Regions from separate parts of the Homo sapiens genome. Here region 2 is linked to region 1. Evidence: read pairs that join two places in POLR2A ChIA-PET (ENCODE). Cell type or tissue: A673. All regions are shown on one strand.

Region 1 (4,000 bases):
GCTCGGGGCAGGAAAACAAGTCCCACAGCCCAAGCTGAGTGACCTTCAGCAAGTTTTTGTTCTTTAGCCTCAGTTTCTTCCTCTGCAGAAAAAAAAAAAAATGAGTCTACAGTACTTGCTATGCTGACCTCAAAGGGATATAACAAGAATCCAATGAAAGGATGTATGTGCATCCCAAATTTGCTCAGGCCCAGCACCAGAGGGACAAATGAATCCACATTAACAGATGTCACTGGGGCCTCCCACCTGCTGACACAGGCCTCCAGCACTTCCCCATAGAAGTTTCACTGAAATATTTTTCAGAGTGCCTAGGTGTGTCTCAGGAGGACCCCATGCAACCTTCTTTCTCGGTTCACTGCCTGAGAAGACTCTCCCTATAGCCACTATGTCCCAAGCAGGGGCTGAATCTCAGGGCTCTCAAAGCTGCAAAAGACAAGAGGTGTCAAAATGGTCTGTCCCCTCTCGGAATGCACCCCCACCTCCTGACAGAGGGACACCTGGAGGCTGGGTCATGCTCGGGAATGTCCACGCTGCAGGTTAGTTCAGGAGAACATCCCTACGCAGAGGGCAGGGCCCAGGCTGAGGGGTTTATTCAGGTTGCCACTGGATCCACCCAGCTGCCTGGAGACAGGGATTGTCCTCATTTGACCAAGTCACACAGCTAGTAGTAGTAGGTGGTGGAACCCTGTGGTGGACATTGGTCATTCTGGCTGCTTAGCATCTAGGTATACTTATTCTATGCTTTCTTGCAGAAGTTGTGCAGTTTTCAATCTTATATTTAGGTCTATGGTCCAACCTGAGTTAATCTTTGTATATGATGTCAGGTTAGCATCAAGGTTCTTTTTCTTTGTATTGGATGTCCACTTGTGGATATACAGTACTTCTTATTTGGGAGGAACATCAGGGTAAGTGTTCCATTTGCCCGCTACAGAAGATTCCATTGCCCAGTACAGAAACCAAGCTGAAGGGGAAGCTTTCCGCTCTCTAGTTGCTTAAAGGTTTCACCCTTTAGGCAGACAAGCCAAAGCACATGGTCATTTAGGGATTAGATGAGGTGGCTGTGAACAGCAGTGACAAGTGCCCCTCCCAAGTCGGTGGCTCTCAAGGTGGCCTCTGGACTGTGCCTGTCCTCCTCTACGTCTTGCCCCCGCCAAGGCCTCCCAGCGGCCCCATGATGCCATGCGCTTCCCACTGCTCCTCACGTAAATTCCTTCTCTGCTAAAGTTAACCAGAAACAGTTTGTGTTTGCAACCAAATTTGCAGCTGCTACAAGGCAGAATTCAAACTCTGACAATGTCTTGCTAAAAAACCCATGTGCTTTCTAAAATACCGTTCTTGGTGCACTGTTAAAGCTTATGTACATATAAGACATAATTATTATTACAATGCATTAAATTGGATGATATCCTAGTGAGATAGGTGGCAGGGTGGTGGTAATCACGGAAAAAAGAAAGCTCAAACCATCAAGGCTAGATGCTGTCAAGCTACAGGCTCACAGAAAGCTTTGGGAGGAAAAGAGCTACACGAGTCAGGAAAACAGCAGATTAAATAGGAAGCACCCAGCTGGGTAATGCGATTCCACCGCCTCTTTTCCAAAGAACTAAATTCAGCTGTGGCTTAAAAAAAAAATTCCTGTATGGTTTGTGGGTGGTCATAGTCATGAAACCTAGAATTTTAAAGCCAGGAAGGACCTTAAAAATCATCTGACCTTCAGACCCGCCTGGGTTTTATAAAAGAAAATCATCTATTGTACTGGCCTCATTTCCTAGATAAGGAGACTGGTTCCCAGTTAGGTTGCAAGACTTAGGAAACATCACATGCAAGGCAGTGACAGAGCCAGACTACAGGGAGGCTTTCTCTTTACCTTCACCCTTCGGAAAAGGGTGGTGAACACAGTCCAAAAAGTCAGAGGGGAACCGCTCTTACACAGTGGGAAACTAGACATTAGTTTAAGTAAGAAATCAAATTGCATGTTATGCCAGTCTTGTCATCTCTGTGAAGTCACTGATTCATTCTCAAAACCATCACCCTGAGATATACCCACTCTTTCCTGTGTTTCTACTGGGGAACTATCCAGGTAAACCTCTCCTCCCAAGGTCCTCTAGAGTGTTCCTGAGGCCCATACTTAAATAAAGCATTTGAGGGCCAGGATGTACTTGAAGTTCTTCTTCAAAGTATGTGTTTTTCTGCAGTTTACACAGGCTGTCGTACATGTATCACCTGGGAGGAGTGATAGGCTGTGGCGTTATCTCAGTGCTATGGTTTTAGCTTATAGACAGTCATTCCCATTAGCCCCTAGGGAAAAGGGATGCTGAAGAAATTCAACAGAAGACCTAAAGTTTCTATCGAGGCATTTTCACACAATCAGCCTACACTCTGAGTACAATTTAGGGAAAAGCTTTCCTTCTCCAAAATGCATTTTCTTAAGAGGCTCTGGAAGTTAGGGGAGATGTTAGAGACAGCTGACCACCTTCCCCTGTGAAGGGGCCTCCTCTCCAGCCGATCCTCCCCAGCAGCCTGAGCTTCCTAGTCAATCAGAGAGCTGTGGCCCCCCACAGCAGCAAAGTGATGTAAGCCTCAGGGAGAATGAGATCGCTCAGTTTGTAGTGATGTGGAAAGTTCTCCAAGGTTCATTGGGGATGCAAAAGTGTGATAATTTGATCACATAGGTGTAAAAAATAAACATATATGATTTAGCAAAATACATAGACAACTTCCAAAAGGAGACACATGAAACCATTAACAGTGTTTGCTCCTGAAGAGCAGGACTGGAATATCAAGGAGGGAGGGGATATTTTTGCTTTTTGCTTAAAACATTTCTGTAATGTTTACCTTAATGGCAATAACAAGAACGATGAATACAGGTTACCTTTATAATTAAAAGTAGAAACTATTTTTTTTAATCCGGTTTCCAGTTTCCAGAGCATTAGCCCTCAGACCTGGGTGGGTGGGGCTCAAACATCCATATCTCAGTAAGTTCTTCTGATGATTCTAGTGTGCGGCCAGAGTTGAAAACCACCGGGTCAAGGCATTGAGGGTCCCTGGTAATGTAGGAAGTGGGAAAGGAGGTAATGTATGAAGTGTTATGGTGTTATCTTAATATGAATCTCTCTGTCAGGTTAGCTTCTGGGGAGAAAGAGGTGCTGGCAAAATTCAGCAGAAGAGCTAAGCAGTGTGTTTCCTGGGATAGAAGTGGGTTCCTCAGGTAGGCATCTCAGGGGGCAGCCAGAGGGCACTTGGGTTGATGCCCAGGAAGCGGAGAAGAGAAAGCAAGAGAAGGCAGTTCAGGCCCACGGAGCAGGCCTCCGAGGCCCCCTATGTCCCCAGAACCATTGGCTCCATAGCCTCTGTTCTCCCCACCACAAAGCAAGGACTTGTAATGTAGGAACCCACAGGCAGTTTGAATATTTGTTGTATTTGGAAGCCTCCAAATTCTGTTTAAAAATAATTCTGGGTTTCTTTCAAAAGGCAGGTTGGGGAGAAACATCTGGAATAAAATAAACCCGCAGACCACTTGCACAGACCAAAAGGGAAAGAAAAAACATCCCACTCCAAATTACGTTATTCCCAAAAGAGCCAGGAAAGACATGAATGGGGGAAGGAAGAGTAAAAAACAAACCTCTAAATGATGTTAAGAGAGGGTGGGGAAAACCAGGGTGGAGGTCGGTCTGACAGTACTTTGCTCTCACATTTTGGAAAGAAAGAAGTTCCATTTTAGTAATTTTGAGTCTTTCTCAAAAAAGTAATTTTTCTGTACAGTTCTAAATGATACACTTGAGTCAATTCTGAGGAGCTTCACACACAACTGGTATCTACATTCCCCTCATCCCCATAGACCTGGCTAAAGAGTCAGTGTCCTGGCAGGGCACGGTGGCTCACACCTGTAATCCCAGCACTTTGGGAGGCCCAGGCGGGCGGATCACGAGGTCAGGAGATCGAGACCATCCTGGCTAACACTGTGAAACCCCGTCTCTATTAAGAAATACAAAAAATTAGCCGG
Region 2 (4,000 bases), 520 kb before region 1:
TAAGCTCATCCCAGCCTGGCATCTTCCTTTGTTGGTCCACTCTCCCTATGGCTACCAGGGAGAAAGTCTTTTCAGAGATGAATAAGGGCGTCCAGACAACAGAGATGTAGTAGTAGGAGGTGGAACCAAAACAGAACCAGGGGTCTGAATCCTGGCTCTGCCACTTTCTGAGATATGTCACATCAGACAGGTGACTTAACCTCCTGTGTCTCAGTTTCCAAATTCAAAAACGGAAAATGTATTATGACGATCAGATGAGTTAATACAGTCAAAATGCTTCTTAGAACAGCATCTGGGATGTAGCAAGCACTCAAAAACATATTAGCTATTATGATCACACAGAGATGCATACCTCCTAAAATCTTTCTGGGCTCCCACCGCCAGCATGATAAAGCCTCACTTCTCACCAAAGGCAAATCAGGCCTCTCATCATCTGCCTCCTCCCTCCCCAGCCCCATCTCCCGAAGCGCCTCTCAGGGCACCTCTGCCCTTGCACAAGGCAGGGCCTGTTCCTAGCAACTCTCAGAGTAGCAGTGGAAGTTTCCAACACCAAGATCTCAGATACCTCAAGCTGGCAGGAGTGCGAGGTCCAACAAGAAGAGATTTTATGAATCAGCCAGCCATGGGGGTGGGGCATGGCCAGGTTTCCTGATTCCCAGACCAGGGTGCCAACAACACCTACTGTTCATGTGAGAAAAGGAGAAAGAGGAGGAGGGGCCACTGGCGTCTTTTGCCCACCTGGGGTTCCTCGCTGTGGGAGAGGGGGAGGCCAGAGGACAGCAAGTTCCCTGAGAGCCTCTCAGAGAAAAGGAGGGTTTAGATCATCACACAGGATAAGGAAGAAGACCTTTTCCAAGGGGGTGGAGCAGAGCCTGCCTGGAGGTAAATTTCCTTTGGGAACTGTCTTCTTCAGTATTTCCCTTCCTCTCTGAACACCGTTTCTTTTCCTTTCAGATTATCTGACAGCCTTTTAATGAACACCTACTAAGTGCCCAGCACTTTCCTGGGAACTTAATTCTTACAACCTGTTAAGAGGTCTATACACTCATTTTACAGTGGAGGAAATGGAGACTTAGCGGAGATGTGAAATTTGAACCAGGTCCGTGTGGTTTCAAAGCCTGCGCATGTTCCTTTACCCTATGGAAGCCTCCAGAAGCCAAGGTCTCATCTCCCCTCTTCCCTGGAGGCCCCAAACCTGGGTAGCTGTGCCCCTAGACCTTTGAGGGAGGGTCTCGAGCCATTATCTCCCTTACCTTTTCTTGCAGTGACTTGGCTTCTCCCAGGCTGCCGTAACCAGCAAACGCCTAAAGATGGCTCTGAGACGATGGCCTTCTGTGTGTGTGTCCATGAAATCAGGTAGTACACCACACAGAACCAGACTCTCAGTGACATGCCTGATATTCCACAGACCTGCATCCGAGCTGTGCAGATCTCAGGTAGACACAACCAGTGATTGGGGATGGCTGGTAGGATCTTGCCTAGGCAGGCCAGGGAGCTCTGTGAGGAGTGTTTGGGAGAAAATCCCCCAGGTTCATCTCCCTGCATGGACTGCCCCTGCTGGGCCCTCACACTAAGCTGGTCCTGGTCCTCAGTACTGAGGGATCACCACAGGTGTGTAGGCCACAGCTCACAGGAGCCCTCCACCTAGCGGGTCAAAGGTAGTGGAAGATCTGAGAGTCAGGCAGACCTGGTCCAAATCCCGGATCTGCCATTTCCTCACTGCATGATACTAAAAAAGTCACTTCTTCATCTGAAAAATGGGGCTGATCCCACCCATTCTGCAGGGTCTCAGTGGGGATTGAAGGGGGCTGACCTCAATGTAGCACGATGCCTGCCCCAGGTGGGACTTCAGCAAACTCTCTTTCCTTTCCCTTCCCTCCCCTTGAAGGCCAAGACCAAGGAAACAGAATTGGGCATGCCAGAACATATCCCAGCCCTGTGGGGTGTATTTACCTCCACTTCTGATCACAGTGTGTTTGCGTATGACCTTGAGGCCAGTGACTTTTACACCTTGCCTATGCTGGGCTGGGCTGTGACTTGGCTGTGACTTGCCTGCCCTGAAGCCAAGCCTCAGCTGACATGTGTCTTTCCACCACCCCTGCTGTGCTGAGTGAGCACCAGCCACCTGTCCCATTGTTCCTGCCCCAGGCTGTGTGTGGAGAGTGGTCTGACAGGGCAGACAACACCCTACACTCCAGATGTGTTGAGGTGAGCTCTGGGGGTCAGGAAAGAAGCAGGGAGGGGCACAGTGTGAACATCCTGTGCAGATTTCCCCCCAACTGGCCCCCCAGCTGGTTGGGTTTTCTTTTCTCAGTAACTCCTGGCAGAAGTCCAAGGAGGCCTCCTTCTCCCAAACCCTCTGTCCTTGGCTCAAAAATCCAGCAGAGGACGTGCCACGACCACGAAAGGTGACAGCAGTCAAGGGGAAAGAGGACTCCCTTACTGGAGTGCACAGAAGTTTCCTATTTATTTTGCTTACGCGGTTGACTTTTTCCAAAGGCTGCTTGGGACGGCTTACCTCGAAAAGCTTAGCAATAAGGCTAGTAGTAAATCAGACAAAAAAATCATGGACTGGGGGAAAGAAAGTAGCATTTAAATATATTTAATAAGGACGATATAGTCGTGAACATGTGCCTGAGTATCCTGGCTACCACAGTAAAAGGGGAAATATGATCAGTTATGGGAAAAGAGTAAAAATATTAATCATGATTTTTTTTTTCTTGGAGCTTTGTGTAATAGGCACTGATGTTGAAAAGGGTAGAGTTATTTTTCCATATTTGTAGAAATTCAGAAGATTATCAGACTATTTGCCTCACAAGGACTTTTTAGCAAGCAAAAAGTATGATATTGTCATGCACCCTGGTGAGGGGAAGTGTCATCCAGTTCTAGGTTTCTGTGAATCTACCTTGATGCAGGTGTTCAGGGAGTAGTGAGTTTCCTCAGTTGTAATGTAGACCAGCGCTTCTCAAACTTAAACACGTATACAACCTCCTAGGGGGTCTTGTTAAAATGCCATTCTAATTTGGGAGCTTTGGGGTGGCCTGACACTCTGCCATTCTAAAACCCTCCCAGGCCATCATGATCACCACCTTCCGAGCAGCAAGGGGTTAAAACCCAGGCATCTCCCATGATCTAGTAGTGAGTGCCTTTCTAATCGCCCCCAGCTGAAAGGCAATGCAATGTTATCATAGACGGGCAAGAAGAATCTCTTCCTTGGCTCTGTAAATGCTTCCGGGATGTGCTGGGTCAGCCTCCCTCCATTCTGGTTGGCGATCTTGGTCTAGTCACAAGCCAAGACCGTTGATCATACACAAAAGTTTAAGTACCTACTACGCGCCAGGAAGCTCCCTCAGAAAGATGGTTGGTCCTGCTCCCCCACCCACCCTCCACCCTGGCATCTTTTATCCACTCTTCCTTCAGCAACTGCCTTTATCAATGCTCCCTTGAGCCAAAATAAACAAATAAAAAGCAACTTCCTTTGGAAGCTACTCCATACTCTTGCGCTGGCCACAGTTACATCTCCCTGCAGATACACAGATTCTCATGACACAGAGCTCAGACAGTGCTTCCTCTCTGGAGGGCTCATGTTTCGAGAGAAGACTGGAAGGAGGACAACCTTATGCTCCAGTAGAATTCCAAATTCTGGGGTGCAGGGACATTTCGTGTGTGTATGTGGAGGGGGGGGTGTCCTAATGCCCTGTAAGCCACACTTTATAATGCTGTACAATATTGGGTCACCATCATGGGCCATGGAAAGCAGAATCTGTGAGGTTCAGTCCCAGGCTCCAGCACCCCTTTGTCAGCTGGCCTCCCCGCTCAGTGCCCTCTCCCACTACCTGCCCTGCCTCAGCTCTGACTGCTGCTGATGTGCCTCCACCCATCAGGTCATTGTGATGGCAAAGACAATGCCTCCATTTGCCCTGAATGCAGCCTTACATAGGAAAGAGCTTCCTGTGCTCCAGAACTTGGAGGAGTCCTGCAGCACCTGGTCTAGTGGGGA

The links. ChIA-PET counts read pairs that join two places held together with the same protein. Peaks named below come from ENCODE experiments on the same cell type or tissue, not always from the same donor. Only the 100,000 strongest peaks of a DNase experiment are listed, where the experiment ranks them.
Region 2: POLR2A ChIA-PET joins it to region 1 with 6 read pairs; 1 of 35 experiments calls an interaction of 5 or more read pairs at or near these places.

What each region holds. Positions count from the first base shown.
Region 1 is chr2:119,734,670-119,738,669 of GRCh38, forward strand. All of the region lies in intron 1 of LOC101927764 (a long non-coding RNA gene), which reads right to left. Among named protein-coding and RNA genes, the nearest start is that of PTPN4, 23 kb to the right of the region's middle. In A673, no CTCF peak of the experiment used is centred here; a DNase peak (open chromatin) is centred at 1,542; H3K27ac peaks cover 1,234 bases.
Region 2 is chr2:119,216,576-119,220,575 of GRCh38, forward strand. No RefSeq gene overlaps it. Among named protein-coding and RNA genes, the nearest start is that of STEAP3, 5.3 kb to the right of the region's middle. RefSeq lists enhancers at 923-2,122, 1,493-2,089 and a silencer at 2,298-2,592. In A673, a CTCF peak has its summit at 2,386; a DNase peak (open chromatin) is centred at 2,376.